Linked DNA regions of Homo sapiens: region 2 is linked to region 1. A link is an interaction called in ENCODE POLR2A ChIA-PET data of the cell type or tissue named here. Cell type or tissue: A673. All regions are shown on one strand. Each heading gives the region's core, and the rest is flanking DNA. Links, peaks and the distances in the headings are about the cores only. Region 1 overlaps ASIC4 (acid sensing ion channel subunit family member 4). Region 2 has its middle 51 kb from the start of LINC02832.

Region 1 (13,598 bases), core at 5,284-13,283:
ATGAGGTCATGCTCAGGAATCCCACCCAGTCCTCCAGTGCCCACAGCCCCAGCAAAGTCAACACAGCTGGCAGGCTCTGAGCTTCTAGAGGGCAGGTTTGCTCCACATCCCCTCTGAGCCCAAAGGCGAGCCCTGTGCCCAATCCAGGGCCTAGCAGGAGATGCTCACCCGCTGTTCCTGGCAGGACACAAAGGTCTGGAAGCCTGGGGACACCCCGAACCCCAGCTGGTGGATGTAGGGCGGCTCCTCCTGGCTGTGGATCTGCACCCGAATACCTGCCTCAAACGACGTCTCATCTGCACAGCAGAGATGGGGACCTTTGGAAACCCATCCCAGGCAGAGGGCCCAGGCCCCAGTCCCCAAGGTGGCCCTTGTCCCTTTCCGGCCTGCGTACTTGTCTCCCTCCAGATGGGCAGGTACTCCTCCTGCTGGATGTCCAGCATGATCTCCAGGCCACTGCCCATGCCCCCTGCCCGGCTGGGCAGCGAGCTCCGCGGGTCCGCGTTGAAGGTGTAACACTTCCCATAGCGAGTATAGACCTGGGAGGTGGGGTGAGAGAGCAGGAGGGGAGATGAAAGGAGTGGCCAAGGCAACTCCGAAGTTCCCTGCTCCCTGCTGAGGGCCACCAGATCTGCTTGGACACTCCAGTCCCGTATCCTAGCAAGCAATGTACAGCCCAGCCTCTCCAATCAGCGCCAACTTTTCTACTGATGGCCTCCCTTAGATGATTAGAAAGCATCTCCAACCCAACAGCACATCAACACCTTCCCAAACCCTGCCTTCCCCCCACCGTTTTCCTCCACCCTAGTAAACCACCCCACTATATCCACCCAGTTTCTCAAGTCGGAATTTCTGAAATCTCCCCTTCCATCACTCCTGCATCCAAGCCAACAGCTAGTCCTGGGACACTTCTTTCTCTTCTTTTTTTTTTGAGATATGGTCTTGCTCTGTTGCCCAGGCTGGTGTGCAGTGGCACGATCTCGGCTCACAGCAGCCTCAACCTTCCAGACTCAAGCCATCCTCCTGCTTCAGCCTGACAAGCAGCTGGGATTACAAGCATATGCCACCAAGCCCAGCTAATTTTTTTTTTTTTACTTTTTATTTTATTTTTGTAGAGACAGGGTCTTTCTATGTTGCCCAGGCTGGTCTTGAACTCTTGGGCCCAAGCAATCCTTCTGCTTTGGCTTCCCAAAGTGCTGGGATTACAAGCATGAGCCACCACATCCAGCCTCCAGCCCACTTCTGAAATACATTTAGAATCCATCCACTTTCCTTCCTTCTCCAGCAACCCTCATTTTGCCATCTCCTCCTAACTGCTCTCCCACCTTGGTCCACCCTTGCCCCTCCCTACCGGAAGCCATGGTGCCCAGTCCACAGTGCTCAGATCCAATGAAACCACTAACTGACTTACCCAACAATAGCTTCCCATTTCCCACATAATGAAGTCATGCTCCTTCCCTAACCCAAAAGTGCCCATGTGATGTGGCCCTTGCCTGCCTCTCCCACCACCTCCCCCACATGTCTGTGACAAGTTCAGACACCTGGACTCCTTTTCTCCTCGGGCTTTTGTTGTTGTTGTCCCCTCTCCTGGAATGCCCCCGCACACACACTCATGGTATGGCTAGCTGCCCATCACTGAAGCCTCAGCATGTCACACTCCTACATCACACGGCCACATTCAGTGTCACCGTCCATGCATCCACATGTCTGTTGGTTTGCTCAAGGTACTTATCAAGACCTGAGATGATCTTGTTCATCTACTTGTCTCCTGTCCATTGTCCATCTCCCTCAATGAGCATGTATGCCGCACAGGAGCAGGAGCCTGTCTGGTGTCCCCAGCCTCTGGCCCAGTGCAGGGCACAAGGGACACTTGAATGAGCAGTCTCTGCCGCACAGAAGCCCGGCTCCCTTTTCCTCTGCGGAGAGTTCTCCTGCATGGACAGCAGATGGCGCTGGCGCCCCGGAGATGGAAGCCCAGGCTCCCGCTGGGGATTTAGCTGCCACCAGGAGCTGCGCAGCGGCAGGGGTGGAGAACAGGCTGAGGGAGAGGCGGGTTCTAGTTCCCCCCTGCCAGGCTTCCCTAACAGAGCCGAGCCCCTGGGTCAAACCCATCACAGGCAGCACCTTCCCTGAGGGCAAGGGGTCGGCGCACTCAATCACTCTCTCCCGCTCCCCCTCCCCTCTCCTTGGGAACATTTCCCACTGGTAAAAGCTGGAAGAAATGGCAGGAAGCGGTGTGGAAGGAAAAAGAGATCCTGAATGCCTGGCTACACAGGGGGAGTGCAGAAGGGAGAGAGGCTGGGTGGAGGGCAGCGAACCAACTGAGAGTCCTCCTGAGACCTCCTAGGGGGCAGGGTGAAGTCCCCATGCCTGAGAAGTAGACCACCCTGCTGCAGTGCTCTGGGAGTCGCAGCCCTGATCCTCCCCTCTCCCACAGTTCTTCTACCACCCAACCACCCTGCCTCCCGTTCCCGAAACAAAAACGTGTGCACCACAAACAAAGCACCCTGAGTTTACAGAACACAGTGCCGTCTACCGTTGCACACATCCCCTCAGTACCAGCTAGGTGTAGTTATCCCAACTACTTCAGATGAGGACATCACAGCTCAGAGAAGTGAAGTGACGTCCAAAGTCACACAGCTGGGAAGAAGGAGAGGTGCACCTCATCGAGGGGCGAGGCTCCAGCTGCTCCTGCAAACCATTGCTGGCACCCCCCACTCCAAGCCTAGCCTACCTCGGGATCCAGCTCCTGCCCCAGCCCCATCCAGGTAGATGAGACAGGAATGGGCCCCAGTCCCGTCCCTTTCTCTTCTCCCATTCCTCGTTCCCTCCTGCATCGTTCCTCTGTACCTTCCTCACCCTTTCTTCTCCATATCGGCTTCTCTTCAATTCCTTTCCTGTCCCCCAAGTCCTCTCCTTCCCTCAACATCCCCCACACACCTTTACCAGCTCCCAGATTCAAGTCCTTGACCCCACAGGTATCACCCCTGCCCTCCTCCCTGCTATGTATCCATCTGTGGGGCAGGAGTGGGTGTCATGGACAGCTCAGGAGCACTCAGTATGCCCCATGCACTGTGCTAAACGCTTCACATGTTCTATCTGGATGAATCCTCACAACTACCCTGTGAGGTGGGTACTATTATCTCCCCATTCTACAGAGAAAGAAATGGAGGCTCAGAGAATTCAACTGGTTTCCCAAGATTTTCAAGCCCAGGGCTTAAACACTATTGTGCACACAAATCAGGGGGATCTTTTTAAAGTGCAGAGTCTGGTAGAACAGATGTGGGGAGGGAGCTGGACAAGGCTGAGAGTCCATGGGCCACACTGTGAGTAGAAAGGCACTAGGTAAAGGAGGAGAACCCAGCAAGACAGCCCGACTCTAGACCTGTGCTCTTATCGCAAGTCACTGGAGGTGGAGGAACTCTGAAATGGGCCTGGTGCAAGATTCCTCTATCCCATCCAGGTGCAGTGGCTCACACCTGTAATCCCAGCACTTTGGGAGACCAAGGAGGGCAGAACACTTGAGGTCAGGAGTTCAAGACCAGCCTGACCAACATGGTGAAACCACATCTCTACTAAAAATACAAAAATTAGCTGGGTGTCATGGTGGGCACCTGTAATCCCAGCTACTCAGGAGGCTGAGGTAGGAGAATCGCTTCAACTCAGGAGGTGGAGGTTGCAGTGAGCTGAGATCACACCACCGCACTCCAGCCTGGGCAACAGAGTGAGACTCCATCTCAAAAAACAACAACAACAACAACAACAAAAAGTCCAGACCCCAGGACTCACGCATGTAATCCCAACACTAACACTTGGGAGGCTGAGGAGGGCAGATCACAAGGTCAGGAGTTTGAGACCAGCCTGGCCAATATGGTGAAACTCCCGTCTCTACTAAAAATACAAAAATAAGCTGGGTGTGGTGGCGGGCTCCTGTAGTTCCAGCTACTCAGGGGGCTGAGATAGGAGAATCGCTTGAACCCAGGAGGCAGAGGTTGCAGTGAGCTGAGATCACGCCACTGCACTCCAGCCTGGGTGACAGAGCAGGACTCTGTCTCAAAAAAACAGAAAAACAAAATTCCTGGGTCCTGGTGGTGTGGGAAATGCTGATGGGAGGCATATATTAGTATTTGTAGAAATCTGAAAGTACTCAACCTCTTCCTATTTCAAACCAAGAAGATGCTAGAATCAGCTCTTGCTGACACAGCCAGTTTTGCGTATATGCTCCAGTTGAAAGGCTAAAGAAGGCATGGGCGACGTGGGGTACCCACGTTATGAGCTCCTCACTCATGTCCCTCAGCATTCAGCACCACCTCGGCGGAGCCCTGACTGCCAGGCACCGTTGTGGTGTCTCTGAAGCTCAGCCTCACCCATGGGACCATGAACTCCATGTGACCAGGAGTCCTGTTTCCCTCTTGGCATCCCCAGAGCCCAGCGAGATTTGCAGAAGGAGGTATGAGGTGGGAGGAAGGAAAGCAAACACTATCAAACATCCCGACTTTGTACCAAGTCCTGTGATAGGTGCTTTTGATCTATTTTCTCCTTTGAGTCTCCAAGAAACCCATATGAGCTAAGTATTTTTGCCCCCATTTAATGATTAGGTACCTGAAGCTCAGAGAAGGAAAGTGACTTGGCTAAGGGCACACAGCAAATAAATGACAGCCGAGATTCAAACAGAACTGAACCCCAGGTCAAAGCACAGTAGGTGCTTATAGAACACCTGGTGGGTGTTCAGTGAATGAATGGCTCTTGGAGGCTCCTGACTCTCGGAGGGGCTGGGGCAGCGTCCCTACCTGGTACCTCCAACAGACACACACAGACACATGCTACATGGAACCGAGCCCACCCTACACAGGGCAGAACGAATGCCCAGCTGGCGAGGGTGGTGGTTCCTTGGCACACAAACCCTCAAGGTGGCTGTGCAGAGTCGGGGTGACAAAGGGAGATGGGTGGAAGTTGTCTGGGTCTCAGGGATACTCTGCAGGGAACGGACTGGCCAGACTGGCAGGAGGAGGCCACCTGCACAGCCCGGGTCAGTCCTGACTGCTGGTCAGAGCACAGCGTTGCCCAGGAGACAGTCCCTGGGCCAGGCAGGCAGGGGTGGGTGGAGCCATCAGCTCCTAAGTGGCAGAACTCTGGTGGCAGCACAGCCCACAGCTTCTTCCATGGAGACGGCACGGCAGCTCTGCCACAAGGTCCCACAGGTTGTCCACTGCTCCCTCCCCATGGACTGGCCCAGGAAGAGGGGGCAGTATGCAAAGGAGTTGAGAGTCCAGGGTCCGGTCACGGAAAGGGGAAGGTCGTGGGCCAGGGAGTGTCCTGATGGCAGAGGGGCTATCTCCAGATCACCAGCTCTCAGCCTCTGGGCCGTGTCCCCATCTCAGACCCCCATGTCCTCCTTTGGTCTGGCCCTCCCTCTCTCTCTGCCTTAGCTCCAGGTCCACGCTCCTGGCCCTAGCTGGGGCATGTGTCCTCCCAAAGCCCCTCCCGGCCTTGGCTGACAGCTCCTAGACAGGACTATGTCTGTGCTGTACACTGACACTCAGGTCCCCTCCCCCACCTTCCTTCTGGCCAGCACCTGCCTGTCCTTCTCTGATCACCTCCCCTTTAGTGTTGGCCTGAACCCCAGCCTGGGTCTGTCTGCCTCGCTAGCCTCTGTTTCCTGATCTCAGTCTGTCTCTCGAGTCCTTCTCTATCCGCCTGACCCGTCTGTCCCTGCCCCTGATCAGTTATCCACTTGGACTCTGTTTCTCTGCCCCTGCCCTCTGTTGACCTGTCCATCCCCTTGGCCTCTTTCTCTCCCATTGTCCTGGATGCCCCCTGACCTTTTTGTCCCTTGCCCACTGCACTCTCTATCCTATTTGCTTTCTTCTCTATCCATCCCTTAGTCTGGCTGTCGAGTCTCAGCCTCTTGTCTTCCTCCTAGACTTTTCCCTGGGCCTGAGGCTCCCCACCCTGACCCAACATGCCAGGAACCCCTCTCCAGGTGCCCTCCACCTCCTTCTCCCTGGCCCCTCTCTCTCAGGGTCTGCCTGAGACAGTGATGAGGGGTTGGGAGAGAGTTGTCCAGAGCTTGCTCCTCCTGAGAGCAGTGGCTTCTCTCAGCCCTCGGAACTCTATCTATTCACAGCTTCCGTTTCTCCAGAAAGCTCTCTCCCTGGCTGGCTTGCTTGCATCCTCCCTCCCTCGCAGAGCCCACAGGGTTAACAGGCAATTAGCGGGGCCAGGGCTCAGAGCTGTGGCAGGGGGAGGGCCCTGGGCCTCCAGGAGATAAGAAGCAGCCAGGAGATGCTGAGGCCAGGCTAATCCCAGAGCTAATCTTCGGCCTGGGCTTTATCTCCACTGCCTTCTGGGCACCCTGCCTCTGGTCCCGGCACTTCCCCTGACATTCTTCCATGGTATCCCTTCCCCCAAATTCTATCAGCTCTCCCCTTGATGGGGTCCACCCCCATGCCTCTCTCTTAGGTACCCCTGGAATGAATTCTTCTGCCCCTAGGTCCAGAGAGGGCCAGTGGAATGGGGTGCATCTTCATCTGCCCTGGACTGTGACCAGCACCCTGGGGTGGAACAGCTCCCAGGGCCTAGCTTTATTCAGGGGTGGCCCAGTATCCAGGTTCAAAGCCTCTTCCTTCCCTATCCTTTCCAGGTGCAGAGGAAGGAAGATGGCACCAACCAAAATGCCTGAGGTGTCTGCGCTGCTCAGAACTTCGAGGTCACTCAGTCCAATCACTCATTGTACAAAGGCAGAAACAAGCCTAGAGACGGCAAGGTTCAGATCCAAGGGCATGCAGAAAACAGGTGCAGATTCAGAAGTGGACCCCAGGTTCACGGGCCAACATCACCTCCCTGGGAGTCAGCAGGCCCTGGTTTCAGCTCCAGCTCCATCACAGATAGCCTGTGTGACTTAGGTTAGTAAAGTGATTTATCAACTTCTCTGGGCCTCAGTTTCTTCATGTGTCAAGTAGAGACAGAAATCCCTGCTTATTTCACAGATTAGTTGTACATCTCAAAAGAGAGGAAGTATGTGAAAGGCATTTGCAAAGTGCAGTCATATACGTGCACCAGTAATAAAGGTTTTGTAGAGACCAGCATGAACCAAGCTAGGGCAGAGATTGATCACTATGTGGTGCTGGAAATGGATACACAGGAGGCTCATAACATGGGGAAAGGGGCATATATTTTGTAGGCTGACAGAACAGGGTTCAAATCCAGCCTCTCCCACCAACTTTGGACAAACAACCTCAGATGTGTGATTAAACCTCTCTGAGCCTCGGTTTGCTCATCTGTAAAAGGGGAATGGTAATTCCTCCTCCTAAAGTTACATGAGAGGATTAGAGATCAATTCAGTGATTCCTGGCAGGTGCTCAAGGGAGGGGTGAGGCCCTTTGGGGAATGGAGCTTCCTGCCAGGACAGTGCAGCCATTTTGATCTTGGATCCCCACTGGGCGCAACCTCACAGGGCATCAAGCACCTTGCAGGCTCTCTCTGCAATTTGGGAGCGGCTTAGAGGATGGAGCTCTGTCACAGCGAAACCCCCAGGCTCTGAGATATGGCTCTCCTACCAGATGGAAAGCCCAACCTAGTTTACATCTGGGCCTTGCCCTTAGTTAAGTCTGTGGGATTCAGATTCAATCAATTAACCTCTCTGATCCTCCATTTTTCATCTGTAAAATGGCAGTAACAACAGGCGCCCTTCAAAGGTGTTATGAGGAAAGACAGAATGTACGTAAATCATAGCAACCACTAATATTTACTTAGTGCTTACCTCTGTGCCAGGCACAGTTCTAAGCACTTTATATAGATTAACCCCTTAACCCTCACAAAACTCCTATATGGCAGTAGTCCTATCGTTTTCATTTTACAGACAGGGTAACGGAGGTACAGAGAGGATAAGGAAGCTGACAGGGGACCAGGCAGTCTGGCCCTGGAGTCCACCCATAGCCACTGTGTGACATACACTTGGCACACAGTACCTACAAATAGTAGGCGCTCAAGAACTGGTGAATGTTCAAACAACACTTACTTTGTCCAACACTATTCATTGAGCCTGTGCTCAACAGTGTCAGGCACTGTGTGCTTGGTGCTGGACATGCAACAGAGAACAAAACAGACAGCCTCTGCCCTCAAGGAGCTTGCTGTCTGGCTGCAGAGACATTCATTCATTCAAAGTACTTATGGGCTAGGCACGGTGGCTCACACTTGTAATCCCGGCACTTTAGGAGGCCAAGGTAGGAGGATCGATTGAGCCCAAGAATTTGAGACCAATCTAGGCAACATAGCGAGACCTCGTCTCTACAAATAATAATAAATTAGCCAGGCATGGTGGCTCACACATGTAGTCCCAGCTACTCAGGAGGCTGAGGTGGGAGGATCTCTTGAGTCTGGGAGGTTGAGGCTGCAGGGAGCCACCGTGATGGCACCACTGCACTCCAGCCTGGGCAACAGAGCGTGACCCTGTCTCAAAAAAAAAAAAAAGTGCTTATGGGGCACTTACAACATAAACACTTTGAACTGCACCAGGCATGTTCACAAATCCACCAGTCACACAAATGGATAAATTGTTACTAGTTGTGATCCTTGTAGTGATGGGGTGACCTAGCCAAGGTCACCACGGTGGAACAGGAGCTCAATTTGGCTTGCAGGGTCAGGAAAAACTTCTCTAAACAAGCCACCTGGCTCACCCAGGAGGGGCATCAGACAATGCCACACTCAAGAAAGAGGAAGACACAGCGCCCTCAGCAGGCTTAGTTCTACACGTGCATACAGGGACCCCCCACCTCCACCGCCACCCATGAGCTTTTCAGGGCCACTTCCTCCCTACAGTGGATCTAGGAGGCAATGGCTGAGGTGTTTGTTCAAATGTAAATGTGTGAGCTGTGGTGGAAGGGACAGGGGAGCCCTAGGAGCCAGGGAGGGCTGGGGGCCGTGGAAGAAGGCTGTGGTCCCCGGCGGGCGCCGCGCTTCCACGGGAGAGGAGAACGGGAGGATGAAGGCCTCCGGGACCCAGGTAAACGGTCAAAACCATTCCCCAGGCAGCGACCGCTTAGGCCTTACACCCTAGAAAGTCAGTTTTTAATTGGTGAATTGGTAAGTAAGTCCTTCCCTGACATTCCCGCCCCTCGATGCAAAGTTCCTCGTCAAGAGTTTTGCTTATACAGTGGAGCACACTCCCACAGCCAGGCGGGAGTTCAGGAGACAAGACAGAAAGAGGCGGCGGGGACGGTGGGTGGGTGGGTGTGCGCCTGCCAGGATCCCTGGCCCCCCGCCCTCTCCCGCACACACAGCCTGGCCGCCCAGGCCTGGCCCACCCGCACCCAGAGGGCCGCACCCACCGGCTCGCGCGCCTCGCCGCCCTCCGCTCCCTCCCGCGGGCCAGGCATCCATCACGGCTCCCGAGCGCCCTCCCTCCCATCTCCTGCGGGCTCCTCCGCTCTCCTCCCTGGGTCTGCCTCATTTGCATTCCCCCGGCTCCCGGCTCCTCGGCAAAGTGACCTCCGCACACAGCAGCGCCAGAGGCTTCCACCGCGGAGGGAAACACCGCCGCCCGCCCCCGCGGCGGCCGGGGAGGGGGCGACGGGGGCGGGGGTCCCGAGGAGATGGATGCGGAGCTGGGCCTGGCTGGCGGGCCTGAAGCGGCCAAAAGGCCCGGGGCCGGGGGCACTGAGGGACTTGGGTGCTCGGGTGGGATTTGAACCCGCGACCTCAGATCCCCAGCCAGGCGGGAGTGAGACATGATCAGCACGAGGCCCGGGAGGCTGCGACCAGAAACGGAACCCCTACTGGGAACCTGGGGCTCCCCAACGTCCCGTTTCCTTCCCCCGTGAGCCCCCACTGGGGAGGGGCCGACCCCACCGGGCAGTCGCCCAGGGGTTCCCAGCCCTCCCCGGGGACCTGCCCAGCCCCCACCCCACCCTCCGGGCCCGCCGAGCCGCCTCCCCTCCCCCCGTTTGGTATTTACACCTTCCACACATTTGTAAGCTATTATCCTGTCCACGCTTAGTCACCGCTGAGCCAAGCGCCACGGATTTAGCTCCTTTAATCTTTCCTCCTAAATCAATCCTCCATTTCCCCTTAATCATCCCGTGGCTCCTCTCTGAACTCTTGCTGCCGCCTCGGCTGCTGCAGCCCGTGCCTATCTCTCTGGAACTGCTCCCCCTCCAACCCAACACCCACGGGTGTCCCAAGGGCATGGTGAGCATTTGAGGGGTGGGTTGGATTTCCAGCGCTGCCAGCCCCAGCCTAGGAGCCAGGGGAAGAAGTGCAGACCCCTGCCCACCTCTTCCTAGAAAACACACCACTGAACCTTCCCATCTCCACTCTCAGGATCTCTGCCCCTCTGTCCTCCTCCTGCCTTCCCATCCTCACTCATCCTTCTGAAGACCCTAAGTTTCCACCATGATTTGCAAAAAAATTAAAAAACAAACAAACGTGGCAGATCTTCTCCCCTCGGGCCTCCTGCCCCCAGTGCTGGCCGTTCCCACCTCCTCTTCCCAGCTGCTCAAAGGAGGTGGGCTGCAGGGCCAGCCTGGAAGGGCAAGGAATACTTATAACTCAGGAATACTTATAACTTATAACTCAGAGGCAGCCTGAGGCCGGCCTCTGTCCCCTCCTGCAGGGTGGCTGTCCATCTCTCCTGGACCACCTCAGGCTCCACCCCCTTCACTCCCTCCTGCCTGCCCATGGGACCCACTGACGACTCGGGGACTGAGTAGCTTGGGTCTTGGCATTCCAATGCTCCCTGTAGTGCTTCCTGGGTGCCCCTGCCTCTCCATTCCTGATCCTTCCTGCCCCCTGCCTGGACCTAGCAGAGGCAGCCCTGCCGCCAGCCACAAGAGGGAGCAGATTCCTCCCAAGAAGCAGAAGGGCAGGGGTGGGGGTCCAGGAAGGAGTGCGGGCAGGGGAGACAGAGGGAGGATCAGAGGGGGACAGGACGTGGGGCCATTTCTTCAAACGCTAATCAGCATCTTCCGGCAGTGTCTGAGAAGCTGAGCTGATAATGAGCCCAGCTCGGGGCTGATTCCTGATTAATGAAGAGGCCACGGGGCTGCTGAGTGGGGCTGGGTGGGGCATGTCCCTCATGGCCCTCCCACTGCCCTTGAAGACCAGCCCTCTGAGACAGTAACAGTCACTGCCCTTCCCTGCCAGGCCACACCACTTACATCCCCTCCACCCACTCCACTGCCCAAGCAGGCAGGCTGACAGCACCCCTCCAGGAGGGTCTGAGCCGCAGCTGGTGTGGGGTGGAAGGTGGGGAGGGTGGGTGCACCTGGTTCTGCAATCTGAGGGGTTGGCAGCCCTCAGTATTTTTTAAATCAGTTACTGTTCTATTAAAATAATCACGATTTGGAGCTGCTTTTGACAGACTGGAAGACCCAGCCATGCTGGGCTCCTCACACAGGGCAACAGTTAGCTAGGGCTGAGAAGCAGCTGCGTCCTTCAAGACTAAGTGGTCTTCAGTTCTCCTCAGACCCCACCCTTCCCTACTGTATCCCCCCACCCCAACCTGACCTGCCTGGCTCCTGAGGGCAGGATCAGCCCTGAACCAGATGTTGAACTAAATGTGCTTAAGGCTCATGCCTCAGGAGAAGCTGGGACCACAGGGAACAGAGGGCTGGACAGGCAGGGGGAGTCAGAGGCAAGCCTGTGCGGTAGATAAGAGGCTTGAACCCACCTCAGTGGGCACCCTCTCCCTTCCACAGCCAACGGGGCAAGGGGCAGCCCTTGGAACCTCCAACCCAGTGGCAAAGATGTAGAGTTGGGATGGAGTGTGGAGTAGCTCCTCCCAGGGCCAAGTGTAGGGGGTGGAGGGCAGAGACTGTCAGTAGTGGCCTGACCACACACTGGGAAGAGAAGGAGCTAAGGAGGTCGCTGGGACAGAAGGAGTGGGTGCTAAGGAGCCCGAAACTGGGTCCTGGGACAGCCAGAGAGAGAGAGGGCTTGCATGCTTTCTGTGCCTCAGAGCTGTCCTGGCTGGCGGCTGGGTGGGGCAGGGAGAGGAGAGAGGAGGGCAGGGGAGGGACTGCCCAGCTGGAAGAGGCCTTGTCTAATTGTGCCTGATTAGTAGAGAGGAAGAGAACAGGGCGAGTGATTAATAGTCATGGCAGTCACCAGCATGTGGAGAAGGAGGGTCGGGAGGGGGAGGGAGACCGGAGAGCCCATAGGGGATGGAGATAGTGAGGCGCCCACAGGGCCCCAGGCTCCTGGCCCCCCGGGGCTGCCTGGACCCTTGAGGACCCTGAGGAGTGGGGCTGGCTCCTACCCATGCCTCCTCAGGGTTTCTTCGCCTCCCCCAGCCTCAATTTTCCAGACAGTAGCGTGGAAAAGACCAAGGTCATGTCCTGCACCTGGGAAGAAAGCACCTTTGCTCACGTGGTGTCTCCAGACACCCCACTGCCCCCAGCCCCCAGCCCCCAGACACAGGCCCTATCCTCAGCTCCACCTGAGATCACAGCCCACAGAGTAGATGGCCCGACTTCCAGTCACAGCCCGCAGCTACCCTTTATATCCTGTGGTCCCAGTTGTAATCCCAGCCCTGCCCTACCCAGACAATCTCATTCCTAGGGCCATCCAGAGCTGCGCTGTCCAACACGGCAGCCTATAGCCACGTATGGCTATTTGAATGTAAAATTCATTTTCTCTGTCGCACTAATCGCATTTCAAGTGCTCAACAGCCACATGTGGCTAGTGACTACCAAGTTGGACAAGCACAGGTGCAGAGCGTGTCCATCACCACAGAATGTTCTATTGGCAGCACTGATCTAGACAGTGTGTGCGCACTCCTGCACCTATGCACACGTGCATGCATATTTTGGAGGGCTGGATAGAATGGAAATGCTAGTACAGGGCAGAGGAGGGTGTGGGCCAGAGGGTCAAAAGCGGGGCGATGACTAGGTAATGGAGAGTAATGAAGATGCCAGCACATGGGTCGGAAACCAGTAGGTGGTGCTGACAACAGTCAGGTTAAAGATAGCCAGCAGTTGGGGTGGCGGCATTTATAACAGCTGACGCTTACACAGAGTATACGATGTGTGTGCCAGGTAGTGTGCTAAGCTCTTTAGGAGCATCTCTTTAATCCTCACAACAACCCCCAATTTTTAGGTTCTAATATCCTATTTAAAGAATACACCCAGCACTTTGGGAGGCCAAGGCGGGCGGATCACGAGGTCAGGAGATCGAGACCATCCTGGCTAACACAGTGAAACCCCATCTGTACTAAAATTACAAAAAATTAGCCGGGCGAGGTGGCGGGCACCTGTAGTCCCAGCTACTCAGGAGGCTGAGGCAAGAGAATGGCATGAACCCCGGGGGGCGGAGCCTGTAGTGAGCCGAGATCGCGCCGCTGCACTCCAGCCTGGGCAACAACGAGACTCTGTCTCAAAAAAACAAACAAAAAAAAGAATACACAAACCGATGCTCACAGAAGCTTTTTGGCTTCCCCACGGCCACACAGCTTAATGCGTAGAGCCGAGGTTCGAATCCTGGTGGTCCCCAGGTGAGAGGAGATGCTGAATTTTAGAGCCACCCTTGCATTTTACAGCTCAAGAAATGAAGCCTAGGGAGAAAGAGTGATTTCTGCCTTTTAGTAAGAGGGCAGGCTGAGA
Region 2 (16,043 bases), core at 3,096-11,095, 160 kb before region 1:
GGGACCCCTTTCTGGTAACATATACATTAAAAAGAAAAAAACAAACAGGCAAACATAATAGAATTTTTCCAAAGGCTAATGGGTAGCCAGGGGTCATGAGAGAAAAAGAACAGGAATTAGGGAAGAAAGAAGGAAAGGATTCGAATCATAAGACAGGAAGATGGGCACTAACCTCATAAGTATATTTTCAAAGCAAGCATAAGAGGTGCCTGCTGGCCAGGCGCCGTGGCTCACGCCTGTAATCCCAGCACTTTGGGAGGCCAAGGCAGGCGGATCACGAGGTCAGGAGTTCGAGACCAGCCTGGCCAATATGGTGAAACCCTATCTCTACTAAAAATACAAAAATTAGCCGGGTGTGGTGGCGCTCGCCTATAGCCCCAGCTACTTGGGAGGCTGAGGCAGAAGAATTACTTGAACCCAGGAGGTGGAGGTTGCAGTGAGCCAGGACAACAGAGCGAGACTCCATCTCAAAAAAAAAAAAAAAAGTGCCTGCTGCATTTGGTGGCTTAAAGTTCTTAAAGTTCTGAGGGAGTCTTTGGCCAAAGAATGGAATCAGGAAAGGTGCCTTGGTATGTAAAATGAGCTGAATCAACAACAGTGGAAGGAATGCAGGAAAAAGGCGGATTTCTGCCCGGTCTAGTGGCAAAGGACAGCAGTGAAAGCAGGGGCACTCCAGGGACTGAACAGAAACAAAGACTCTAAGAGCAAGTTGAGTCTCTCCACAACTGCACAAAGCCACATTCTTTGCCTAATTACTTAAGCCAGAGTGTGTTCACCTGGAAATTTCCTGCTGGTCAGAGGAAGCAGTTTTGTTTCTGTTGTTGATGTCTTGGTTGAGGGAGGGGCTCCAGGTGATTGTAGCAGACAGACAGGGCAGGACAACAGGGAGCAGGGAATGTGGCATGCCGGATGCCACGATTCCACACACCACAAGTGGTTCCATTTCAGCCCAGAAATGATGAGACTAGCCTGGGATTTGCTACTTTTCCCATTCCTCCTGCTATGTTATTTGCTTTAATGAGAGAGACAAAGGGAGAGGAGAGATGGACAGAGAGAGAGAGAGAGAGAGAGAGAGAGAGAGAGAGAATGTGTCTCTAACAGTAAGAAAATAGCCATGTATCCATCCAACAGGAAGGCAGGTAAAGAAAGGGGGAAGGCCAGGCACGGTGGCTCACGCCTGTAATCCCAGCACTTTGGGAGGCCGAGGCAGGCAGTTAGCCTGAGGTCAGGAGTTTGAGACCAGTCTGGCCAACGTGGCAAAACCCTGTCTCTACTAAAAATACAAAAAAAAAAAAAAAAAAATTAGCTGTGCGTGGTGGCGTGCGCCTGTAATCCCAGCTACTCCGGAGGCTGAGGCAGGGGAATTGCTCGAACCAGGGAGGTGGAGGTTGCAGTGAGCCGAGATCACGCCACTGCATTCCAGCCTGGGCAACAGAGTGAGACTCCACCTCAAAAAAAAAAAAAAAAAAAGAAAGAAAGAAAAGAAAGAAAGAAAGGGGGAAAAGTGGTCACTGAGAAATTTCCAGCAAAGACTGGCCTCCTGGAAACCTTGGCATGTCCCTGGAGAGGCTGCTGACTGCACCGTGTGCCGAGTCCTGCCTTGGCTGATGCTCACCATCTCAGTCCAGAGGGGAGGCTGTTGCAGCGGATCAAGTGAGGCTGAGTCAAGCACTCGGGGCAGATTTAGTGCCTGCCGTAACCTCATCTAGTTATGTTGTAGGACTTTCTCCTTAGTTCAGCTAAAAACGGGGTCCTTGTCACATAGCCAGGAGAGATTAGGCTCACAGGCACTTTGAAGGGTGAGAAAAATTGAATTTATTGGGCAAAGAGGAAAAAAAGGAAATAGGAACTCCCAACAAAGTGAAAGTCCTACTAGCTGGCTTCCTGCCTCACAGATTGAATCCCCAGGGTACCAACCCAGAACAGGAGAGGCCAAGCTCCTCCCCACTGCAAATAGTGCGAGCTTCCGTGGCTCCACCCTCCTCCCAGTGCGTAGGTGGATCCGAGCCGCTCCGGCGAGCCCTGACTACCTGTCTGTCTCAGCTGCACCTAAATTACCTGCTTATAGAAGACTGTGGTTTAGTCTACCCAGGATGCTTTACCCACTGTCTTCTCCTGACCCTTTGGGGAACTCACCCTCACTCTTTGTGGCCCCTTGAGGCTATCAAACACTTGGTGACGTTTCAGGTGGAGACCCTGCCCACACTTGTGATTCAGAGGTCCCCAGATCTCTCTGTCTGTGGTGAATTGATCGGGAATCAGCCAACCCAGGCCAATGGTGATCTTGTCAAGGCCAGATACATGGATAAGAGGCGAAAGAGAAAGGAGAGCACAAGGGGCTGCCACCGCCACCACCAGCACAGTGTGCGGGAGCCCAGAGGAGACCTGGGCTGTCTCCCTGCCTCCTCTTTCCAGCAATCTGCTAAAACAGGGTGGATTACCAAGAAGTTCCAGGCATGCAGAGACATGCCTCACCTGAGGACATTAAAAAGGCATATTGGAAACTGGCCCTGAATTGGCACCCAGAAAAAAAAAATACCCTGAGAGGAAAGAAGCAGAGAGAAAATTCAAACAAGTGACTGAGCCATATGAGGTGCTACCAGATGCTTTTTTTAAAAAAAAAGACATCCACAGCAAAAAAAAAAAAGTGACAATTACAGCCAAGAAGTATTAAATGAGGGAGGTAGGAGATAGAAGTCATTTTGTCAGTCCGTGTGAGCTTGGCTTCACATTCCATAACCCAGGTGATGTCTTCAGGGAACTATTTGGTGGAAGGGACCCATTTTCATTCAACTCCTTTGAAGATTCATTTGAGGACTTTTTTGGGAATTGGAGGGGATCCCCGAGGAAGCAGAGGCCGAGGGATGTGGTCATTTTTCTCTGCCTTCACTGGATTTCCATCTTTTGGAAGTGGATTTTCTTCTTTTGATACAGGATTTATTTCAATCAGGTCACTAGGTCACAGGGGCCTCACTTCATTCTCTTCCATGTCATTTGGTGGTAGTGGGATGGGCAACTTCAAATTGATATCAACTTCTACTAAAATGGTTAACAGCAGAAAAACCACAACAAAGAGAATTGTCAAGAAAGAGTAGAAGTTGAAGATGACAGCCAGTTAAATGATGGCCAGTTAAATAAAGTCTTTAACAATACATGGTGAGGGGCAGGCAGCAGCTGAGCTTGGATAACAAGCAATTCAATGCACACATTTAACAGAAATGTTCAACTACAACAAGCACCATTTGAAGATTAACAGGAACAATTTTTTGACGATTTCAAACAAACTTGCCTTTCAGTATAGTTGCACCTAATCTAAAGTATTTAAAAACAGCTCATCAGAGCCCCTATTTGTCATAGACTTTTGAGTTTATTTGAGACTGTATTAGTCCGTTTTCATGCTACTGATAAAGACTTACCTGAGACTGGGCAATTTACAAAAGAAAGAAAAAAAAGAGGTTTAATTGGACTTACAGTTCCATGTGGCTGAGGAAGCCTCACAATCATGGTGGAAGTCAAGGAGGAGCAAGTCACATCTTACATGGAAGGTAGGCAAAGAGAGAGAGAGCTTGTGCAGGGAGACCCCTGTTTTTAAAACCATCAGATCTCATGAGTTCCATTCACTATCACAAGAACAGCACAGGAAAGACCTGCCCTCATGATTCAATCATCTCCCAGCAGGTCCCTCCCACAACATGTGGGAATTATGGGAGCTAAAAGATGAGATTTCGGTGGGGACACAGAGCCAAACCATAACAGAGACCATTTTTTTTTGGTCTTTAAAATTGTTGTAAATCTCTGTTTGCACTTTGCTTTTTTATTAAACTTACTCCAAGGTGAGCCTTGACTCTTTAGTGGTAGGACAAGATCATACACTGATACCAGCATGGACCTGCTTTTCCGTTGTGTCTGAAATGTGAGTCAAGTAGTATCAGCCTGCTATGACATTAACATTGCCAGGATGAATCTCTTACAGAAATCATTTCGATTTTATTCGGTATTTAGTAGTGAAAGATATTCATGCTTTAATGGTAATACTTTCTGATTTAATACACATTAAGGATGTTTTTCAATTGTGCATGAATGCTGATGACTTCGTTTTGACAATTGTTTATGTATGTCATGTTAAGCTTAGGTTTAAAAAAGTAAAGCCAGTAAACTGGGTCTTTATTATTTGCTTTAAAAAACGAAAATAAATGTGAATGCGTTTGATGCATTAAAAACAAACAAAAAAGAAGTCCAACCTTCTCGTTCCACACACGTTCCTAAGCTGGAAGAATGTGGGTCTGACACGACTACTGGTCATCCTATCTGCTGCTCAAAGGCAGCTCTTCAAGGACAAAGGCAGAAAGAAGAGCTGAAAAGGCAACAAACTCCCAACGATAAAATGTATGTTCTTGGATACAAACATGTCTGAAGTGAGTCCAGCCTTGGGCTTCCCAATCACACGAGTATTTGTTGTTCACTCAGGCTTGGGTTTCATTTCTGCAACCTGCTCACCTCTTTTCCCCAGCGGTTCTTGCTTCCCACATCAGCCTCTGCCCACGCCATGGCTTACTCTCCTCCCATCTCTACATATTTAACCCTGAAGTCTTTTAAGTCTCCACTCAAATGCCACGACCTCCCCCATGAAGTCTTTCCTTACCTCTCCTGTGCCAACTCCCCTGTCCCACCTGGACAGCCCCCTGACACTTAATCTGTACTTTTCCGTGTCTGTATCAGGATTACATTGAGCCTCAGGGCACACAAAACTACAGAAGCTTAGATAAATAGGGATTTCTTTTCCTCACATAAGAGGTCGTCTCATGGAAGGCAGCTGCCAACTTTGCTTTGGGGGCCTGACAATATCAGGGACAGCATCTCCACAGTGGCCTTTATCTGGTACAGTCCCCAGATGGACTTGGAAGACCCAGTTCCTAGCCCCTTCCTTTCTGCATGTAGTTCTCAGGATAACTTTAGAATGTGCTGGAATGCAACATCCTGAGATAGGACTGCCTGAAAGAGCTTGGCTCTTTTCCTGTTTCTCCTGGGGAATGTAAGATCTTGAGTTAGAGGGAACTGTTCAGGACAGCCCACACTTTGTTCCTCTCTTCCCTGGAAGTAGGATGTCCTTCCGAGCTTTGCTCGGTGAGTCATGGAGCCCCTGAGGCTTTTAACTGGAAATGAGCTATCTTTTAGGGGCCCTCAGCTGCCATGAAAGTAGGGCACAAGCAGTGGAAACTCCATCCACCCTGGGCAGCTTTCTTGAACACATTCACACTCCTTAGGGGACTGGCTCACAGTGGCTCCCAGTCTTCTTTGTCCCTTGCTGACTATTGCTGAGTAATAAATCCATTTCCTGTAACTTGTTGCATGTGAGTCTGTTCTATCTCACGGGACTCAGGCAATTGGTAAAACTACAGCCCGCAATGCAATGGGCAGAAGTGTTCAGAATCCTAGTCATGGTGGTTGGCATAGTGATAGTCTTTGCCGTCCTCCAAGCACTGGGGGTCCTCTCTTGTGACTGGTTATTGGTGAACCCGTTTCTCAGCCTCACGGTTGCAAGATGGCTGCCACACATCCAGGCATCATATTTGCTTTCCAGGCAAGAATAAAGGAGAAGTAGGAGGACCAGTTGCTTCCTCCTTTTTAATCCGGAGAACAGAAGTTTTCCTGGAACCCACTAGCAGACTTCCACTTAAAATTCATGACCCCAAACCACATCATCACTGACTAGTTGCAACAGAGGGCAGGAAATGAGGATTTAAGTCCCCTAGAGTAGACAAGGAAAATAAGAAGGAGATAGGGAACGGCTATTAGGTCAGCCTAAGAATAGTCACTGCCCTGCTTGCTCAAGGCCCTGGTCACAGTTGTATCTTTTATTACAGTTTTTTGCTTACTAAAATCTGAGCTCCCTCTGGGAAGGGGCTGAGTTCTCAATCACTACACCCTTCAGAGAGCCCAGCACATGAGACTTTGATAAATCTATGCCTGGTGACTGTGGCGCTGCTACTTGCTCATGTTCATGGGGCCTCCTGGCAGTTTGAGCAGATTGTGGCTGCAGTGGGGTAATTAAATGTGCATCCTTCTTTGATCTCTAAGCTCTCCTGTTTGAAATTCATCTGAAAGGAGTGGAAAGATACTGGGGATGTGGACTCCCCTGCCTTGTCTAATCATCCAGAAAGGGTTAAACCATTTCTATTTCAGGTCTCTTGTGATCAAGAAAGCTCTGCTGGCAGGAGTGCCTATTTGGTGCCTTAAAGGCAACCAATTGTGGGAATTCAGAATTAGCTCTCACCCTGACTATTCTCTCGATATAGTTAGAATAAAAGCAGCAGTGACATTGCCAATGACCCAGATGTTGGAGAACCTTGGATTAAGCCACAGAGGCCCTTGCCTCCAAATCCTATAATATTGCATTAACACAGACTCAACCTGCAGAATTGGATTTAAATCCAGCCCTCGAATGCTCACCCTACTCCAGCCGCTTCCCCACACCTAATCTCATTTTCTCCTCAGAGTGCTGAAAATAATGGTAATGTAGTTGCCGTGGAAAGTGACTGTGTGAGCATATTTTACATCAGAAAGACTCTTAATAAAGTAAAAATGCTTTAAATGCAGAAGTCTCTCCCTTTACATCCCTCCTTCCTGGATAATAAATGATTTGTTACAGTTTCAAACTTCCATGGCCTGCTGGGTACAGGGGCTGGAGACAGCCAAGCAGCCCTCTCCTGGGCACAAGGTGCTCATGTGTGCTGGGATGTTGGGTCCAGACCTACATGAAACACAAGACAGGGACAGCTTTATGGCCAGAGGCTCTCCTCCACCTTCACTCATGCATGTCAACAGAATAATAATAATAATAATAATAATAATAATAATAATAATAATGGCAGTTACCATTTGTTGAGTACTTATGACATGTTAAGAGCAGTTCACACATTGTCTCATTCAATTTCCTCAACCTACCTAGAGGCTGGGCGCTATCATTGTCCCCATTTTACAGATGAGGAAACTGAGGCTCAAAGAGGTCAAGTCACTTACAGGATCACACAGATAGTGGGTAGGAGAGCTGGGACTCATGCCCATGAAAGCCCCCATGCTGCCTGGTCCACCTCCATGTTGGAGTAGGGCAGTGGTTCTCAGTCAGGGGTGGTGGGATACAACCACCTGGCAAGTTTTAGGGACCCCACTCAGACAATTAAATCTTAACCTCTGGGTACAGGGCCAGTGCTTGCCGAGACTTTAAGCTCTCAGCCGCATTCTGGTGCTGTGGTCTGAATCCTTGTGTCTCTCAAAATTCCTGTGTTGAAACCTAATCCCCAGTGTGATGGTTTTACAAGGTGGGGCCTTTGGAAGGTGATTAGGTCATGAGGGCAGAGCCTTCTTGAATGGAACTAGTACCCTCATGAAAGAGGCTCCAGAGAGCTCCTCCACCCCTTGTACCATGTGAGGACACAGCGAGAAGGCACCATCTATGATCCAGAAGGTGAGTCCTCACCAGATACAAATCTGCCTTGTTCTTGGACTTCCCAGCCTTCAGAACAGTGAGAAATCAATTCCTGTTGTTTATAAGCTACCAAGTCTATGGTATTTTGTTATAGCAGCCCTAAGGGACAAAGGCATCCAGGTAAAGTGGAAAAGACACCTTCCCTGGAGTCAGGCCTCTGGAGTGGCATTCTGGCTCTGAGCCTCACTAGCTGCCCTGCCCACTTCCCAAGGTGTTTGCAAACATCCTGTGAGGCTCAGTGATATATGACAACACAGACAGGCCCGGGACCCGGGCAGCAAAGTACAAAACCAGCTCTAAGAAGTGCACCCAGGAGCCATGATTCTGTGATTCATCCTTTCACCATTGATTTTCTTTATTCATTCAATAAGCATTCACTAAGCACTTATTATGTCCAAGGCTTTCAGCTAGAGAGGGAGGAAGACAGAATTCCTTCCATCCACAGGAATTATCTTGCCATTCCCTGCCCTCAATCCATTTATGATCTAACTGAGGAGAGCAGCTGGCGTAAGAAAAATGACCACATCCGCATGTACATCAAGTGCCAGATGAGTGGCACAGCCAGGAGGGCTTTAAGGGTTCTAAGAGGGAGTGATCTCCAAAGTCAAGGAACTTCATATGAGGGGAGGGTTAGGGCAGGGCTTTGGAATGCCAGCATAGCCTTCCCGCTGGGCAGTAGAACCTACCTACATGCTCCCACTGATCCAGGGAAACCCTTCCTATCCTAGGTCAGTTCTGGCCCGAGCAGGGCTCCTGGTAGCTGGTCCTGGAGTCTGCAACTTGGTGCCCACCATGGCAGGAGGGCAGGATGGTGGAGAGAAAGAGCAAATCAGGTTCTCTTTGGCAGTTGGGTGACAGCAGGACAGCAGGCATCTCCTGCCCCATCAGAACACCTCGGCAGACTTGAAGACTGGTTTTCTCAGCTGATAAACCAAGGCAATAGTACCTTTGCACAGCGCCAATGGGAAGATCAACCATTACAATGACGGTCAGCTCCACCACCATTGATGGAGCCCTCTCCAAGGGCCGAACACAGTGCTCACCATGTCATTCACTTTAGAATCTCAGGGAATCCTCCCAACAATGATGGGAAGGGCACCATTATTATACCCTGTTATCCAGAGAAGGAAACCGATTCTCAGAGAGGTTAAGCAATTTTCTCAAGGTCATATAACTAATGAATAACACAGCTGGCTCAAACTCAGACCTGTCTGATTCTAAAGCCCACCCCCCATACCATGACACACCATACAACAAGAGTTTGTAACCTGGAGTCCATGGATAGGATTTAGGTGTCTTTGAACTTAGATGGGGAAACAACGATACCAGAATTACATCTCTATTCAGTGGCATATGGGGGTGAGGAAGACAAGCAATGGGAACCTTTGGCCCCCTGCAGGGATGTATTTTGTCACTGACAATCTTTTTTGTTGTTTTTTTTTTTTTTTTTTTTTTTTGTGGAGTTTCACTCTTGTTGCCCGATCTTGTTGAATCTCCGCCTCCTGGGTTCAAGTGATTCTCCTGTCTCAGCCTCCTAAGTAGCTGGGATTACAGGCATGCGCCACCACACCCAGCTAATTTTGTATTTTTAGTGCAGACGGGGTTTCTCCATGATGGTCAGGCTGGTCTCGAACTCCCAACCTCAGGTGATCCGCCAGCCTCCATCTCCCAAAGTGCTGGAATTACAGGCATAAGCCCCTGCGCCTGGCCACTGACAATCTTGAAAGCCAATGGTACATAGTGATAATAAAATCAAGACTGGCCAGATGTGGTGGATCACACCTGTAATCCCAGCACTTTCAAAGGCTAAGCAGAAGGATCACTTGAGCCCAGGAGTTTGAAACCAGCCTGGGCAACATGGTGAAACCCTGTCTCTACAAAAATTACAAAAATTAGCTAGGCATGGTCGCATGTGCCTGTAGTTCCAGCTACTCGGAAGGCTGAGGTGGGAAGGTCACTTAAGCCTGAGAGGCTGAGGTTGCAGCGAGCCGAGATTGCACCATTGCACTCCAGCCTAGGTGACAAAGTGAGACTCTGTCTCAAAAAAATAAAAAATAAAAGACGGCAAGACCAACTTCAATTTTTTCATTGTTTTTAAATTTATTACAAACCATGGACCCCTTTCTGCCTGCATTAACCTCTAATTAAAATTTAGCATTTCTCTCAATTAGAATGTAGGCACTCACATGGAGGTATTAACATACCTGTGACTTTGTCACCAACAGAACCACAGATATTTCATGTCACACTACAGTTGTTGCAGTGTCTAAAATATATAGTTTATACTCATAACTACTTCAATATTAGGGTGATTATAAAACTATTGCTAGGTTTTATTATTTAATGGGCTAATACAAAAGATAAACTGTTACTACATTCACAAATTTGATTTTGTTTGGTTTTTTAGTGTTTGGACAGCCATATTACAATATGATCAGCTTCCTTTATAATCTTATGTATTATAAAAAGAGGTCCCTGGCCAGGCTCGGTGGCTCACGCCTGTAATCCCAGCACTTTGGGAGGCCAAGGCAGGCGGATCACAAGGTCAGGAGTTCAATACCAGCCTGGCCAAGATGGTGAAACCCCGTCTCTACTAAAAATATTAAAAAAATAGCCGGGCATGGGAGCAGGCGCCTGTAATCCCAGCTACTCAGGAAGCTGAGGCAGAGAATTGCTTGAACCCAGGAGGCAGAGGTTGCAGAAAGCCAAGATCACACCACTGCACTCCAGCCTGGGCGACAAAGTGAGACTCTGTCTCAAAAAAAAAAAAGAGGTCCCTAAACTCCAACAGACAGACACACACAGAAAATGAAGAGTACCTGCTACCCACTCTCTTAGATAAGAGTGCTATATAAATGCTGGAAATATTATAATCTTTGTACTATTTTACTTTACATGTTTGTGGCTCTTGAGAGAATGGACTGAGTCATATAGTTCTTCCTTTCCTCCACAAGCCTTTAGAAAGCATAATCACTCAACCACTACTTATTGATTCCCTGGCTGGCAGAAATCCCTCAAGCTTCCGTAAACTCAGTATCACACTCAGTGACCAGGAGATAAACAATATGGCAGGAGGAAGAAAGGTATTGAGATCAAACCTTCCAGATGGTTGGCAAACCCTGTGCATGGGGTGCTGGAACTTGCTTCTTAGAGAATAAATACATCTGTAGAGAAAAAGGTCCATTGGAATTTTCCATCAAGGCTGATAGGGTACGGCAGAGTGCCCAAATGTCATGGGAAGCGAAGCAGACTCCAAGCTGGGAAAACGCTCCTGGACAAGATGGCATCGTTTTTATATGCATTAGAAGCCCTTACGAAATAATATCAGATGTCCCGGGATCCCAGTTCCCTGCAAAGAACCCCACTCTACCCAGAACATCACACAACTCCTGACTCTCTGGCACTAGAAAGCTGAAGGGGGTTCTGGGACCCTCGGTTATAGCTGACATCAAGAGACTCTGACTGTTTCCGTCATCTTTGTTGTATCCCCAAGACTTTGTGACAGAAAACAACCACCATTTTATTTTGTTCCTAATTCCTGTGGGGATTCAGGTACAGTGGGGATGGTTCTTCTCTTCTCCACGATGTCTGGGGCTTCCAAGGTGGCTTCTGCACTCACAGGTCTAGTGCCTGGGCTGGGATGGCCTAAGGACTAGCCAGAACACCTATACATGGCCTCTCCACGTGGATTCGGCTTTTCACAACATGGCAGTTGAGTTAGAGAGAAGGCTTTCTGAGAAGGGGTCTCTAGAAAGCAAACACTATCAGAGCACCAAGGGGAAGCCACATGGCCTTTTCAGTCTTAGCCCTTCCACCATACTCTATTGGCCAAAGCAGAATCAAGAGGAAAGGTCATAGACTCCATCCCAGATAGGAAAAGTGCCAAAGAATCTAGGAGCTATGTTTTACAACCACCACACTGGCCAAGTGAATTCCTTGCTTCCAAGCTTAGAGATAATATCTAGAGTCCCCAGGGGGCTAAACATGGACTGGTCTCTAACTTGGGTGGGAGAAGAGCAGGTGCTGGGGACTCCAGCAAACTCCTCACAGTTGATTCTCAAGAGTGTGTTTGCCCTGCCCCAAGAGAGATGCCCAGAGGAGGCTCAGCCCACAGGCAGCCCTTCACAAATGAAAAGAACCCTCTTGTCACTATTACCCACCACCCCACCTTAACTGCTATTCCTCCTGAACATCTTTTCCCCTCCAAATTACCCTCCAGCAAAAAACCTGCTCCCACAAAGCACGCTGTGCATGCCAGTGTGTCTCATTGTTCCTCTATTAAGACACATCATTCACAAACACTACGCTTCTTAAAAGATACCCTCAGCTGTCACTTACATAACAGAACTTGGCAAAAACAGATGGAGCATGCCAGCGGTGTCTTTGCCTGGGGCAGTATATGCTAATATCTTGGCACAGGCACCTTGAGCTGCTTTTTTTTCCCAGCAAAGTTCCATCAGCTGGAAAGTTCGAAGGGGAGAGCAAGATCATAGAAAAGTCAGTAGAGGAAGCTGTTCCTTTTTTACCTTTGGAAAATAAAACTACCTTTTCATCAATCAAATAGTGGGAAAAATCTGTAGAGCTACTCCCCAAAACTCAGGAGAAAGGAGGAAGCTTGATGCTACCTAAAGAAAGGTATGACACACAAAAAGAAGGGACATTCGACCCAGGATGTAGGAGAAAAGGGCATTTCGGAGAGAAGGAATGACAGGCACAAAGATGGGGAGGCAGGAATGTGCCTGACTTGTTCCCAGAGCATTGAAATAGCTGGTCTACCTAGAGTGGAGGGTTTGGGCTTGGGAGTTGTAGGGGCCATTTATTATTTCGCCTTCCCAGAACAACACCCCCGCTTCATTTGGGAAAGAGCTCTACTTCCATTTGGTTCTCTATAGCCCTGGCTGGGCTAATCCTAGAGACTGATCCCTTTGACATCAGTAATTGGCCCAGGGATAGGCAAACGACCAGGCCAATCTGAGCCCATTCCAGCCCAACTGGAGTGAGTGGGAAGAGCTCTTTTCTCTCTGCTCTCAAGAGGAGGGGCAGGAGAATGCACAGGGCTAAAAGCCCAAGCTCTTCAATCAGAGTTGACTCCAGATCCCAAAGTTCTTTACCAGCTTTGTGAACTTGGGAAGGGTCCTCACTGAGGCTCCATTTCTTCATCTGTAAAATGGGGATAACAAGACCCACCTCATAGGTTCATGTCATGGATTAAATGAGATAAGCAATTCAGGTGCTTAGAATTAAGATGGCAGCCCCAGAGCTGCCCACACCGTGGTACCAACTTTAGGGTACTGGCCAGCCTGAGAGTTAAGTCAGTCCTCAAAGGAAGCAGGGATGAGAGTAAGTTAAGCAACAACCCAGGCTTCCTGCAGCTTGGTGATAGGAGTCAATGAATTTGCCTTTTCCAAATGTAAGCTGGCTTGAGTTTGATTTCTGTTCATGGCACCTAATAGTGCTTGAGTTGTATTTTTTAATGCAAAAATATACTTAGAAATACATCCACAGTGTATTTCTCTAATTATAAAATCCATCCATTGAAATAATCCTAGAGTTTTGTAACCATTCCTTTCTTGGTTTTCCTTTCCCTAAAATCAACTTGCTAAGCTCCCAAGACTACAAGTCAAGCTGGAGGAAGCACCAGGAAGGAGGAGGGACGATGGGACAGGGATATGAGTTGTGGACGTGGAGGAGAGGATTAAACAGTCCACCAGCCTTGTGGACCCCCAATTCTAAGGATCCTCTGAGCCCCTGACCTTCACTCCCCAGAACCAGTGAGAGCCCAGGTCAGAACTCAGGTTCAATATCCCAAATCATAAACAAAATCAGAGAAGCAGAATTCTCAGAAGAAACCAAATGGAAAACCCAAGAAGACAGGAAATGTCCATGTTCAGCACTGAAACTCACCATTGCCATGGGAGAATAAAAGTCATAAACATAACAGAGAAGATAATATTATAATTATTTGCAACTAGTTTTGACTCTACACCTGGAAAACCAAAGAGAATAGAGTTAAAACAAAAACAAAAACAAAACTGTTAAAATCAATAGGATAATTCGATAAGATGGCTAGCTATAAAAATGTATGTATGAGAGTCAATAGCTTGCTACATACACACAACTGATTGGAAAATAAAATGAAAGAAAAAAATCCCATTTAAAAAGCCGCAATCAGCTGGGAGCTGTGGCTCACACCTGTAATCCCAGCACTTTGGGAGGCTGAGGTGGGCGGATCACCTGAGGTCAGGAGTTCAAGACCAGCCTGGCCAACATGACAAAACCCTGTCTCTACTAAAAATACAAAAATTAGCTGGGCGTGGTGGCAGACACCTGTAATCCCAGCTACTCGAAAAGCTGAGGCACGAGAATCGCTTGAACACAGGAGGTGGAGGATGCAGTGAGCAAAGATCGCACCACTGCACTCCAGCCTGGGCAACAAAGCAAGACACTGTCTCAAAAAAAAAAGGTAGCAATTCAAAAAAGTAAAAACAAACAAAAAGGCTACATACAGATACACCTAATAAGAAATGTACGGAATCTACATGAAGAAAAAATGTTTAATTTTTTTTTTTCTCCTAGACAGGGTCTTACTTTATTGCCCAGGCTGGAATGCAGAGGCATGATCTCAGCTCACTGCAGCCTTTACTACCCAGGCTCAAGTGATCCTCCCACCTCAGCCTCCTGCATAGCTAGGACTATACTATATGTGCATGCCACCATGCCCAGGTAATTTTTGTATTTTTTGGTTTTGCCATGTTGCCCAGGCTGGTCTCGAACTCCTGGGCTCAAGCAATTCACCCACCTCTGCCTCCCAAAGTGCTGGGATTACAGGTGTGTGCCACCACACCCAGCAGAAACATTTTTAAATTCTAATGAGGACCTTATATAAATTTTTAAAGACCAGCAAATGATAAGGCAGAATGGGAGAATAGACATACAGTACTGGAGAATAGAGATCAGAGGAATCAGATAAAAGAGAAGCATGGAAGAGAGGCAGAAAGACAAAACCTGTCATTTTTCTTGGGCCAGTGAGAGTGGGGGGGCTTCAGGTGCTTTCCCAGAGGACCCATGGTCTGGGCGCTAGTGGGGAGGAACTGACCTGCATGGCCACCATGAATCCCTTAGGCACCCCTCCTCCCCTGGGGTCATGTTGCACTCCAGGCCGCCAAAATTTAGGGGCAGACTGGAGACTGAGTAAGCCAGCCAAGGTGGCCACTGGGCGGCAGAGACATTGCTGTTGGCAAAAGCAGCACTCCATCCCAGCTGATGAAAATCAGAACCCCCATCTCAGATCCCAATTTACAGAGCATTTGCACTTTCATGAGCCTATATCTTGCTCACAACTTCCCTGAGAGAGAAGAAATCCAGGGCAAATATCCCTGTGCCTAGCTTCCTGAAGATCAACTTGGATTTTGTATTAGTCCATTCCCACACTGCTATAAAAAACTACCTGAAACTGGGTAATTTATAAAGAAAAGAGGTTTAATTGACTCACAGTTCCGCCTGGCTAGGGAGGCCCCAGAAAACTTACAATCATGGAGGAAGGCAAAGGGGAAGCAGGCACCTTTTTCACAAGGCGGCAGGAGAGACAGAGCAAGCGGGGAAGTGCCACACTTTTAAACCATCAAATCTCATAAGAACTTACTCACTATCACGAGAACAGCATGGGGAAAATCTGCCCCCATGATCCAATCACCTCCCTGATCAAGTACCTCCCCCTGACAAGTGGGGATTACAATTCGAGATGAGATTTGGGTGCGGACACAGCAAAACCACATCAGATACCCGGGTCACATGTGGGTCCTTGGGTGGCAGACCTTTTCAAAGGAATAATTTTAAGGTTTTCAAGTGTATACATCCTGCTTGAATATCAAATTGGTTTTTTAAAAATTGTATTTCAGTAGCATTAGGGGTACAAGTGGTTTTGGATTACATGGGTGAATCATATTCAAGTTGTTTTAAATGAGAGCAGGACAAGAATTAGAATCTTGCAATCCATGGCAGTTCTTTCTCCACAACACTCAGTAGATACCTTGATATATGCATACTCGTTTGTTTGATATGAAACATATGAGGGGAAGATAGGAGAGGAATCTCTCATTCTGATTCAGTTGCCTGAAAATCCTTGCCTTAGCTCATTCCTTTGAGCCGAAGGTATTGAAGCCCTCCTTTAAAATGCAAATATCATCTAGGAAGAGTGACACATAAATCATTGTCTTTCATTAGTCCCACAGACCAGAGCACTTTATCAATCACTAATTTTTCTCCATGCTACTCAAGAGAACGCTAACGTGGAACGTGTCTAGACTCACTGAGTGGGGTGGGGTTGCAGCTGGCAGGACACCTGTGTTCTGGCCTCTGTGTTTTCACTCTCGAAACAAGGAGGGATGGATTTGATGATCTTTGAAATCCTGAGGCTCAATGCCCCCCACTATAGCCTGAATGTGTCCTTGCAAAATTCATAGGTTGAAAGCTAATCAACGATGTGATGTGTTAAGACATGGGGCCTGTTTAGGGGGTGATTAAGCTCTCATGGGTGGGATTAGTGGCCTTATAAAAG

The links. ChIA-PET counts read pairs that join two places held together with the same protein. Peaks named below come from ENCODE experiments on the same cell type or tissue, not always from the same donor. Only the 100,000 strongest peaks of a DNase experiment are listed, where the experiment ranks them.
Region 2: POLR2A ChIA-PET joins it to region 1 with 13 read pairs; 2 of 35 experiments call an interaction of 5 or more read pairs at or near these places.

The regions. Positions count from the first base shown.
Region 1 is chr2:219,518,699-219,532,296 of GRCh38, reverse strand. It overlaps ASIC4 (acid sensing ion channel subunit family member 4), which reads right to left. Exons shown (of 10, transcript NM_018674.6): 2 at 395-539; 3 at 169-296. Among named protein-coding and RNA genes, the nearest start is that of ASIC4-AS1, 8.4 kb to the right of the region's middle. RefSeq lists enhancers at 1-54, 8,386-8,886, 8,887-9,387. In A673, for the core only: CTCF peaks have their summits at 8,764 (motif pointing left) and 10,826 (motif pointing right); DNase peaks (open chromatin) are centred at 9,446, 10,026 and 10,856; H3K4me3 peaks cover 370 bases; H3K27ac peaks cover 882 bases.
Region 2 is chr2:219,671,182-219,687,224 of GRCh38, reverse strand. It overlaps the pseudogene DNAJB6P3. Among named protein-coding and RNA genes, the nearest start is that of LINC02832, 51 kb to the left of the region's middle. RefSeq lists enhancers at 2,244-2,538, 2,315-2,878, 2,015-3,214, 14,140-14,640. In A673, for the core only: no CTCF peak of the experiment used is centred there; no DNase peak of the experiment used is centred there.